2 separate regions of the Mus musculus genome follow, and region 2 is linked to region 1. The links are chromatin loops, found by intact Hi-C in ENCODE. Cell type or tissue: gastrocnemius. All regions are shown on one strand. Each heading gives the region's core, and the rest is flanking DNA. Links, peaks and the distances in the headings are about the cores only.

What was found. A loop is a pair of places that touch in the nucleus more often than their neighbours do. Peaks named below come from ENCODE experiments on the same cell type or tissue, not always from the same donor. Only the 100,000 strongest peaks of a DNase experiment are listed, where the experiment ranks them.
Region 2: a loop joins it to region 1, with 2.3 times the contacts of the local background. A loop is called at or near these places in 6 of 42 quality-filtered maps.

The regions. Positions count from the first base shown.
Region 1 is chr8:93,658,749-93,664,315 of GRCm38, reverse strand. All of the region lies in intron 3 of Gm26843 (a long non-coding RNA gene), which reads left to right. Among named protein-coding and RNA genes, the nearest start is that of Gm30606, 58 kb to the left of the region's middle. In gastrocnemius, for the core only: a CTCF peak has its summit at 2,395 (motif pointing left); a DNase peak (open chromatin) is centred at 2,393; H3K4me3 peaks cover 476 bases; H3K27ac peaks cover 530 bases.
Region 2 is chr8:94,045,462-94,051,028 of GRCm38, reverse strand. It overlaps Ogfod1 (2-oxoglutarate and iron-dependent oxygenase domain containing 1), which reads right to left. Exons shown (of 13, transcript NM_177767.4): 3 at 3,711-3,757. Among named protein-coding and RNA genes, the nearest start is that of Ogfod1, 11 kb to the right of the region's middle. In gastrocnemius, for the core only: no CTCF peak of the experiment used is centred there; a DNase peak (open chromatin) is centred at 2,990.

The sequences.
Region 1 (5,567 bases), core at 226-5,225:
TACAGAACAGACCTGAAATAAAGCCAAGGGTAGTTATTATGGTGAGAGTATTGGCTTAAGAGGAGTTTGCTTCACAGCCTTAATCTTGCTTCATTAAATTCTAGTTACACAGTAGTCAGCGTCCAAGGCAAGGTCAAAAGCAATTGAGCCTTGGAGAAGGGAATGTCTTTGGCTCTGGTTATTGAGTTAGCAGAGCTGAGACCAGAATCTATTCTAAGGATGTCTGCTCATATTGCTATATAATGCTCTGGTGACAGACCTGGCACCCCTGTTCTTCCCAGCTAACATGTATGGATCAGAGCCACTGGGAATGGCTGCCAGTACCCTAGCCGAGGTCAAGCTTACTTAGAATGGCCACCGTGGTAATCCCCAGACCAATGGCTCTGTTAGGTGGAATCATCTTTAGGCAGGCATTGCTGTGTATACCTGTAGACTCCCGACTTGAGAGTTGAGGCAGCAGGATGGTGACCTCAAGGGCAGCCTGGGCCACATAGTAAGGCCTTGCCTAACAACAAACAAAGAGGTAAAAATCTAGAACTTCTAGCAACAATGGAATATGGAGTCCTATTGTGTGGGTAGAGGGGAACTGTAGTTGTACCATATAGGAGTGTATCCCTGTTCTGTCCCACTAGGACACTGTACTTTGAACATTAAAAAAAAAAAAAAAAAACCTGTAAAGGGTTAATTTTCTGATTATCCCCTGTGAAGTCCAAGTGTCTTCCCTTACCATGTTGTTAATTTTAATAAGTCAACGGATTGGCCAATTCTCTTGGAAAGGGTTCCATTGAGGAGAGTTTACATAATTCTCTTGGAGAGGGAAGAAAACAGACTTTCAGATGCATTATCAATAAGTAGGGCATTTGAGCCCCGAGATAGAATGTGGACAAGATGTGCAGAGCTTTTGGGTGCAGATGCTCAAGTCAATGCGTAAAGGAGGTGGGGCAGCCATGGTTTTGGCAGTGAGTGTTTCCTCAGGACCAGTGTGGGACTTTTGAAGGGCAGGGCCTACATCCAACTTGAATCTCAAGTCTACCCAAAATGGTCAGATCCCCTACTGGAGGTAAAGAACAGCCAGGAAGCAAACACAGGAAGGCACACACTCTACTCCTCTGCTGAAGGGCAGGGCCATGACCTAGTGTTTCCTAGCACAGGACTGGCCCTTATAGATAGTAACACCTAATTTGTTGAGACAAAGTGTCTTTTAGGGACCCAAAGGCATTCCCCTACATTGCAATCAAGTGGAGATCTGGAGTAAACCAGGGCAGTTTTGTGGGGGCGGGGTTGAGGAGCCTGGGAGTGGTCAGGAGGGACTGTCTGCCACGAAGCCATTGGATAGCTGCCCTGAAAATGGGTCGTGAAGGTGCCCTGGATGGGGAGGAGAAACACAGAGCAGAAATGTCATCAACCTCATAATTTGGCTGTTTCCCTAGCCCATCCCTCTTAAACCTATTTCCTGCAGCCAAACTGCAGGTTTAATATCCCAGCTGTAGATCCCTCTGGACACTCTGGCTCCTTTGGGATCCTACCTACCAGAGGTAAAAAAGACCGAAGGAATCCAGTTTCCTTTCAAGTCATCATCCGACTTCATTTTTGACCTGTTTCCTCATTCTAATTTAGTCAAATAAACCCACATACCTTAAAACGGTGCCCTGGACCACCGAGGTGCCATTACTCATTTAAGCACTGGCTGAAGAAAGGAAAGAAGCGAGCTCTTAGCTCTGCCAAGTTCCTACCCTGCAGCACCTCGGTCTCACTGGACTAGAAGTGGGACAGGACACCCCCCCCCCCCCTGCCTGTCGCTGAATGACGAAGGAGGCTGAGAAACCCACAGCCACAGAGGCTAAAGTATGAACAGAATGCTGAGGCCAGAGTCCATGTTTTCTTTTGGGGAGGGAGGAGTTAGAGGCAACTGGAGCACATGGTTAAAAGCAACAAGCCCCAAGCATCATCAGCCGGTGTCAGAGTTGGGCCTAGAACAGAATACTTCACTGAATCACACTGACTCTCCAAGTGCCTGGTGAAATGGACTCATGGCCCCCTAACTTTAAGCAACAGTCTTATTTTGGAGAAACAGGAAGTGGTCAATTTAGATGCTAAATGGTATAAGTAATTCATGGGGATTACGTTGGACAACGCTTGCTATTATGTTGCGTCTGCATGAGAGAGCCAACAGCGACTCTATTAACAATAATATATGGCGGCATGTGCCTCCCCGCGTCTCCATGCCTGTGTGCGTAAATATTTAAATTGGGGTGAAGGGATCACGGCGTCTGGGGAGAAGGAGGACGGGCAGGAGGGCTCAGCTCAGATCCAGGCTCCTGAGCTCTGAACACACCCAGCAGAACCTCCCCTCCGCGCTAGGTATGGGTCGAGATGAGCTCACCACTGCCCTCTGCTGTACGGAGGTGAATCTGCTCCTTGGCAGCTTCCCCTTGGCCAGGGTGGAGGTGGGTACTGAGTAAAAAGCTGCACACCAGCTGATCTGTGTCTCTTGAGGTCACACCCCGCCCCCTCCCCGACATCTTTGACATTCTTAGCGGCAGGCTAGGTAGGGCAGGAGCACCTGGTGCTCCGGGGCTCAATTGTGAGTAAAGTCAGCCATTGCCCCGCCCCCCCCCCCCCCCCCCCAGGCCCAGTCTGAAGAGGCTGAAAGTTCTGGCAATTCTATCTTTTATCTTTCTGGCTTTACTGGGGGGTCAAAGCTCAGAATATCAGAATGCTTCTTAAAGGTAAAGCTCCCTCTTGCCTTGGGCTAGTTCTCATTTGTAGGCACAGAGATTTGGGAGAAGAAGCCAGAAGACTACTTTCCTGAAAGAGGTCGTGTCCCCCCCAACCCCCCCCCCCCCGCGCGCGCCTTGCAGGATTTGTTGGCTGAATTCCCATGAGTCACCTCACATGATCTTTATAAACCTGTGTGTTACGTAGAATGGTAATTATTCTCATTTAAGAGATGGGGAAGGGAAGGCCTGGCAAGTTTGTTGCCTTTTGATTGATTTGGAGGTGATTCGCTAAGACAGAAAATGTTCCTCCGGTTGGAATGAAATTCATCAGGCGTTAGATGAAAACAAATTAAACTTCAAAGTAGCAACAAACAAGGCATTCAGTAATTAACTGGGTGATACGAGGGCAAAGCTTATTGCAGTTCCTTGAGTCTCATTCCCGATATCTCGGAGGCCCCAGCTTATGGCTGACTCTGAGATCTAAGATATGTCTCTTTTTAATGGGGTCACCAGGGAGCCTCATGGCAGAGACTTACTTAACTAACATTTTTCTTTATATGATAAAAATGTTTATGAATTTTTGGTCTCAAGTTTAAAATAAGCTATCCTAATCTATAAAGTTAGGGCAACAGTTATTGCTGCTTCCATTTTGATGCTGCTGAAGTTGAATTCAGAAGAGCCACCCGACCTTCGGCAATAGGTGTCCGCTTTGGTGTTCCTTCTGTGTCAGGCTTTCTGTTAGCCCAGGGAATACAGTAGTGGCCAAAGCACATCTGGTTTTGGTGCCCAGGAAGCGCATAGCCAAGCAGGGAAGAGAGACACACAGAACACTGCCCATTTGAGTATATAGAGACTGTATCCTGTGTCGAGTGCCACGGACTGGGACCAGGCACTGTGGACTCTAAGGGCGGGGCTTTGTCTAGCCAAGGCTTCAAGAGACACTTGCCTGGAATCCACAGGCTTTGCGGAGTTGGCCTAGCACCAGGTGCAGAGTAGTCAGGGCAGAGAGGTATTGTGAAGGTCCCGAAGAAATGAGTTGTTTGGGACATTCAGTGACCCAAGAAACCCAATATAGCTGGAGTATAGAGAACAAAGAGAGAATGGCCCAAGGTGTGGTTGGTGGGATCTGCATGGCAGAAGTTAATTTTTTAGCCGAAAAAATACAGCTTGTTAAGGCACAGTGGAGATTAAAACAGTCCGTATTTTTTTTTCCTTCGGGAGTTGCTATTTCTTCTCCCACTTTGCTACTCTGTTTTCAAACGCTGGTTGTTCAGGACCATAGCTCCTCCCATCCCAGGCTCTGCTCGGGCTGTGCTCCCCACAGCGCAATGGCTTCCACCTGCAGCCCCAGGTAAAAACGCTACTAACTCCTTCATAGACACACACATTTTAACGGATGAGGTCAATGAGGCAGATGATGCCAGCAAGTGGTGGGGTCTTCACACACTGAAGCATGCCCCTCTGCCCCCCACGCGCCATGTTCAAGCCCAGCACTGTCTGACAGAAAAGCCTACACTGGGACAGTACTCTGACCTCACTGTCTAATAGAATAGCGACTAGTCATACCTAGCTGCTGTAATCTGGAACTGGAGATTTTCAGTTAATTTTAACTTAAACTTACATAGTGCTGTGGTTTGAACGTGATTTGTCCTCCATGGGTTCCTGTGCCTGAACCCTTGGTCCCTAGGTGGTGGTGCAAGTTTGAAAAGGTGAACCCTTTAAGAGGTAGAGCCTCTCTGGTGGCAGTCCATCACTAGGGGTGGGCCTTGAGGCGTTACAGATTAGACCCACTTCCTATACATTCTCTGCCTCATGTTTCTGCCACCTTGTCTCCACTTCCACGATGGATTGTATCCCTTCTCTAAACCCAAATAGCCCCTTCCTCTTTTAATGTGCTTTTGGTCGGGCATTTGGTCAGTGAGGAGAAAAGAAGCCAATACACACAGCCCTCGTAGCTAGTAGGGAAGCACAGTGGGTAGCACAGCCCATGCTATTTCTTTGCATCACGGAATATGGACCCAAGACTGCCAGGTATTTTCAAGAGAAGCAAAAAAAAAAAAAAAAAAAAAAAAAAAAAAAAAAAAAAATCACTGAATTCTAAGTTGAAATTTTCTAATTTAAAAGTACTGGCAACAATTCAAAGTTTCAATATACACAGTGGTTACTTATGCCTTTAGGAAGATAGAATAGATACATTCTTATATTCTTTACATTCTTTAAATGCACATATATATGTATATATGTACATGTATGCATATCTATGCATATATGGGGATGTGGTGCTTTGTAGAATATATATGTACATATATGTATGTTTATATATACATATAGTACACACATTCATGTATATACACATATGTACACATATTCATGTTTATATACAAATATGTAATAGAAGATGATTCTGAACAGTGGAAATAAGAAAGCAAGATTTTAGAACCTGTTATGGTCTGGATCATAAATGCCCCCACTGGCTTATAAGCCTACACCTCAGTCTTTGGCCTTTAGCACTATTGGGAGTGATGGAAACTTTAGGAGGTGGGGTCTAGTACAAGGCAAGGAAGTCAGGGTACCAGGCAGGCTCTTAAAGTGAGGTATAAGGGACTTTGGCCCTTTCCTCCTCTCTCTGCTTTTTTCCTAGCTACCAAGGATGAACAGTTTTGCTTTAACCCATGATGATCCTCCCTACTTGCTCAAAACAAGACAGCCAAGTGACTTTGAAGTCATGAACCGAAATAAAACCTCCTTCCTTTCGATCTGTTCATCTCAGACACAATGTCAAGGCAATAGAAATCTAGGGGCCACGGGATCCAGGATAAGACCCGGGGATGAGCTCGCTAGGTTTTC
Region 2 (5,567 bases), core at 136-5,135, 390 kb before region 1:
CCTAACAAAAGATTCTCCCTTTGCCTTTATTAATCTCAACATTTTAAGTTTTAGGAGCTTGGTGTCAGGAATGGGGACTAAGATCAAATATGCATTTCCTGTTATAAATCTCAGTATCATAAGCACTAATACTAATGCAGTGATGTGCCCTTGAAATTAGGATTTTTTTTTTCAAGACAGGGTTTCTCTGTGCAGTCCCGGCTGTCCTGGAACTCCCTCTGTAGACCAGGCTGGTCTCAAACTCAGAAATCTGCCTGCCTCTGCCTCCTGAGTGCTGGGATTAAAGGCGTGCACCACCACGCCTGGCTTTTTTTTTTTTTTTTTTTTTTTTAAGTAATTCTAGTTTTGGTTACATCTACATGTGCACCTTTCCTGGCTTTTAATTGTATCCTAACTGAGAACAGCTTTCTCTTCACTTTTGGGACATAACTGTCAACAAACCCATTTTCGCATTTTATGTATTTGATGCTACTTTGTTTTCACAAAGGCAAGAAGCTGGATCCAGAGTTCAGCAGTTAGTGCTAGGGACTCCAGTAACACTACTACTGCCACTTAACAAGCACTTGGGTGAACAGCTGCAGGAGATCATAAAACGACCTTTCTAAAATTTAAATTTAGTGCGTGTGTATGTGTGTGTGTGTACATGTACCATGGAAGACATGTGGAGGTAAGAGGACAATACGTAGAAGTTAGTTCTCTTCTTCTACCATGTGTGTACTGGGAATTGAACGCAGGTCATCAGGCTTGGTGGCAAGCACCTTTACCAGCTGAGCCAACACACACGGCCCACAAAATAACTTTAAGTTGTAGTAACAATAAATACTAAATTAATCACACAACAGTCAACAAAACCCACAGATGTTCTGATGCTAGCAGGGTGTAAGTAGAAAAAGATAATGAACATTTATTTCTATTTTAAGCTAAGCTAGGCTTCTGGTCTTTCTGTAGAAGACTCTTTAATACAATTTATAACTAGTTCCGTTAGTCAACTTTGAAATAATGTTAACTTTGATAATTAAAACCTTTTGTTGGACATGTAGTACAAAACTCTGATCCCAGTGTGGAGGAAGGTAAGGCAGGAGGATTGCAGTAAGTGCCAGGCCCTCCAGGGCGACACAGGAAAATTTCATCTGAAAACAATAATAACAAAAACAAATACAGCAACAAACAAGAAACAAAGACTCTGAATCCAAGTATTTAAAGATTTACATGTGATCAAATTATATTATGTACAGACATGGTATTTTTGGCTCATTCAAATGCACGGAACAGAAATTCCTATAAAATGCAATTGTGCTGTCAATTACTACATAGTAAGTCTCCTGGGGAAAAGAGTCCACTACCATTTTCTTATAATGTTTACATTCTATAAGATATTGTGCTTGGCTGGGAAAACCCCAGAAGTGTTCAGCAAAGTCTAAAGGCCCAGGGGCCACTTACGCAGAATGGGCCAACACAGCAGCTGCCACACTGGTCTTCAGACAATGGTAGGGGTAAGGCTGGGGATAAACACTTCTGAAAAACCAACTAGTATCATCAACTTCCAAAAGGGATGCTACAGAACGCTCCTTTCCGCACTCTGTGAACGCATCACAGGGACAGGCTTCTGTCTTCTCCAATCCTTGGCATCTTTAATGTGATTCATGAGGATGCCCTGAACACACATGGCAAATAAAAGGAGCAACTTTCTGTAATGGTCAGGGACTTTCCGCACTCAAGTCACTTAGCTGTGACTCTGCCGGTATGCAATGATGCTCAGCCAGAGACGACAGGTGTTTGGCACCAATAAGATGAAATATGTTAAAGTGAAATTGTTTCTCTTTAGGAGGAAAGTCTATTTAGTATGAAATACGATTTACAGCTAACACATAAGCAATACTTCTAGATAGAAAGAAATTAACCTGGGGGCTGGAGAGATGGCTCAGCGGTTAAGAGCACTGACTGCTCTTCCGAAGGACCTGAGTTCAATTCCCAGCAACCACATGGTGACTCACTATCATCTGTAACGAGACCTGATACCCTCTTCTGGTGTGTCTGAAGACAGCAACAGTGTACTTATCTATAATAAAAAATAAACTTTGGGCCGGAGTGAGCAGGGACTGGAGTGAGCAGAAGTCCTAAAATTCAATTCCCAACAACCACATGAAGGCTCACAACCATCTGTACAGCTACAGTGTACTCATATACACATAAAGTCAACACACAAAAATCTTTTTAAAGCCGGGCGTGGTGGCGCACGCCTTTAATCCCAGCACTCGGGAGGCAGAGGCAGGCGGATTTCTGAGTTCGAGGCCAGCCTGGTCTACAGAGTGAGTTCCAGGACAGCCAGGGCTACACAGAGAAACCCTGTCTCGAAAAACAAAAAAACAAAACACAAAAAACAAATCTTTTTAAAAAAATAAATAAATCTTTACAAAAAAAAGAAAGAAAGAAAAAGAAATAACCTGCACAGGCTGCTACCATATATGCGAGCGTCCCAGAGAGAAAAGAAAAACCAACTTCCCAGCTCTCTGTTATAAAGCACATGCTCATCACAGGAAAAAGAAAGCCCAAAGACGTAAAAAGAAACTCTTTTACTCGGTATACATGTACAGAAGTTTATGTGTGTGGCAGTTCTTTCCTATTGAAAACTGTATTTCAGTGCATCTGAGATGTCTTTGGTGGGAGTAACTGTTATGAATCTCTAAGGGGCGAAAAGGTTGCTAACTACAAGAGAATAAAATAGTAACTATCCTGGATACTAGATCTTAGAGATAAAAAAAAAAAATCAGTGTATTCACAAAGTGAAGTGTGACTATATTATGTTTATTAAAATACACACATATATTAATGGTGTCATTTCTTGTATGGAAATTTCTTTGAGCACTTCTTTCTTTTGTCGTGATCTTAGGACTACTCTATAAAATGTGCATACTTGTGCAAATAGCGACAGGAGGCTCTAATTAAGAGAACCAGCTGCTCTTGCAGAGAACCTTGGTTCAGTTCCCAGAACCCACATGGCAGCTCACAACCATCTGGAACTCCAGTTCCAGGGGTTCCTATATCATCTTCTGATGTCCATGGGTACTGGATACACATGGTGCATATGCATTCAAGCAGGCAAAACACTCATGAGCATAATAATTTTTTAAATACCTACTTTTAAGGGTATCTTCTAAAGTACTGTGGCAGTATGAAAATGGATCTACCTGTCAACACTGGAGTGTAAGTAACTTTTAGTACTTCCTAGCTTCACGAGTAGAAAATGCTATCGCCATTGTTACTTTGCTTCATCCATAACTAAGAAAGCCAAACATTTTATTATTAAGAATTTGGAGTCAGACATGGTGACTCATGTTTGTAATCAGCACTTGGTAATCTGAGGTCGGAGGACTTCTGTGACTTTCAGGCCAGCTTGAGCTACATACATAGACAGTGCTAGACCAGCCTGAGACCCTGTCTGGAATGAAGGGAAAAAGAAAGGAAAGGAGGGTGTGAAGATGGGAGGGAGGGAGAGAGAGAGGGTGATCAAGTGATCCAAGGCTTAAACTTGTATCTTAGCTCTCTCACGTTCTGTTGAGTTTCTTAAAGAAGTTATCTAGTTTCTTAGGGTTTGTTACGTCCTTTACCAAACACAAAAATGTCAACACAGACTTTATGACCTAATATTTAAAACTCAGTGCTGTGCCTAACACACATTTGGCACCTAACAAGTGTAATTACTTGCTTACCTTAAAGCTGAGATATGGGGCTCTTTTCGGTTCTTCAAATCATCAGACTTGATCATAAAGGGGAGAGAAAAAAAGATTTCCTTGTTAAATATGCAAAGAGGACTCCAATAGTAGAACTCTGTGGCTAGGAGCCTAGGCTCTGGAGAGAACTATCTGGTCTGCTATGTGACCACTCCATTTTGCAGTCTGACATGGGCACGTGACTGTACATTACTCAATCAACAAATAGCTAAGTGGTCATTACAGAACAATTTAGGTTTGTTGAAGAAGACATAGAATAGACATAAAAAGTGATTTATTAGCATGAAGGTGCCATATGCACAGGACAACTGCAGACAGAGAGGAATGGGCTGTGTTGAGAGTGGGAAGGGTCTGCAATGATAAGCAGGGTACCCAGGCTGGACCTCAGTGAGGAAGAGGCAAATCGCTGCAAACAAAACACAACACAACACAACAAAACAAAACAAAACAAAACAAAACAAAACCCAAGTGGCTGGGGAAATCAAATGGGAAGCAGAGGGAGATGAGGCTCAAAGGCCTAATGCAAAGCACTGTGTTGGCCTGGAGCCATGCTATGTACTTTGGCTGTCACCTGAGTCACTAGTTTTCAGGCAAAGAAGGAACATGAGGTAAAATCTTTTTTTTTAAAAATATTTCTTTACTATGTATACAGTGTTCTACCTACACACCAGATGAGGGCACCAGATCTCATCATATGGTTGCTAGGACTTGAACTCAAGACTTCTGGAAGAGCAGCCAGTGTTAACTCTGAGCCATCTCTCCAGCCCCCATGAGATAAAATCTTGAAAGGAAATCCTCCTTGTATAGAATCTAGTATTTTAACCTCTTGAAAGTATATAATTCCATGGGTTTCACACATTCACAATGTTGGCAACCATGTTGCATAAGCCTAAAATTTAACACTACAAAATGAAATCCTGTGTCTATTAGGCAGTCAGCCTTCATTTTTTTTCTACTACTAACTTTTAACAAGCATCACCCTAGTTTTTGTTTCTATGGCCGATCTGCCTATTGTGAACATTTAAAAGAAATTACATAACAATTAACATTTTGAGTCTGGCTTATTTTCACTTATTTATATTCATTATTATTAGTATGTGTATATGTGCATTAGTATGTGTAGTACTAATGTGCCACGGCTGTGCCATGGTCACAGACATCAGGGTTCAGCACTTTGTTGAGGGAAGGTCTCTTTTATTTCTACTGTACTGGACTCCAGGCTAGCTGGCCCACAGGCTTCATTCTTCCACCTCCCACCCCCCCAGAGGAGGGTGAGATTACAGATGTTTGACACACATCTAGCCTTTTTCTGTGGGCTCTGAATTCAGGTCTGAACTCAGTGGCAAGTGCTTCTACCTGCTGAACTATTTCACTGGTTCCAGAGTCTGGCTTCTGTCATTTACCAAATTGTTTCTAAGGTTCACTCATGTTGCAGGTCTGACTTACTCTCCACTAGACTGGAATACTGCATTTCGTTTAGCATTACTTGTGGATAGACATCTAGTTGCTTCTACTTTACAATTACTATAAATGAATGGTACTTCTGTGAACATTTGTGAGCAGGTTTTGATGTGAACATTGATTTTCCAATTCTCTTGATTCCAGTTACAGAAAGGAACTAATGGTGACCGTTATGTAGGTGGGTCAAGATAGCAGCCTTCATTTTTTTTCTACTACTAACTTTTAACAAGCATCACCCTAGTTTTTGTCTCTATGGCCGATCTCCATAGAGACAAAATACTCCAATATATAACTATGGTGAGAGAGACAGCTTGGACGGGGTGAACTCTGTTGACTGGGGAAGTGTAGGAAGTGTTTTGGGAGGCAGTGAAGGAT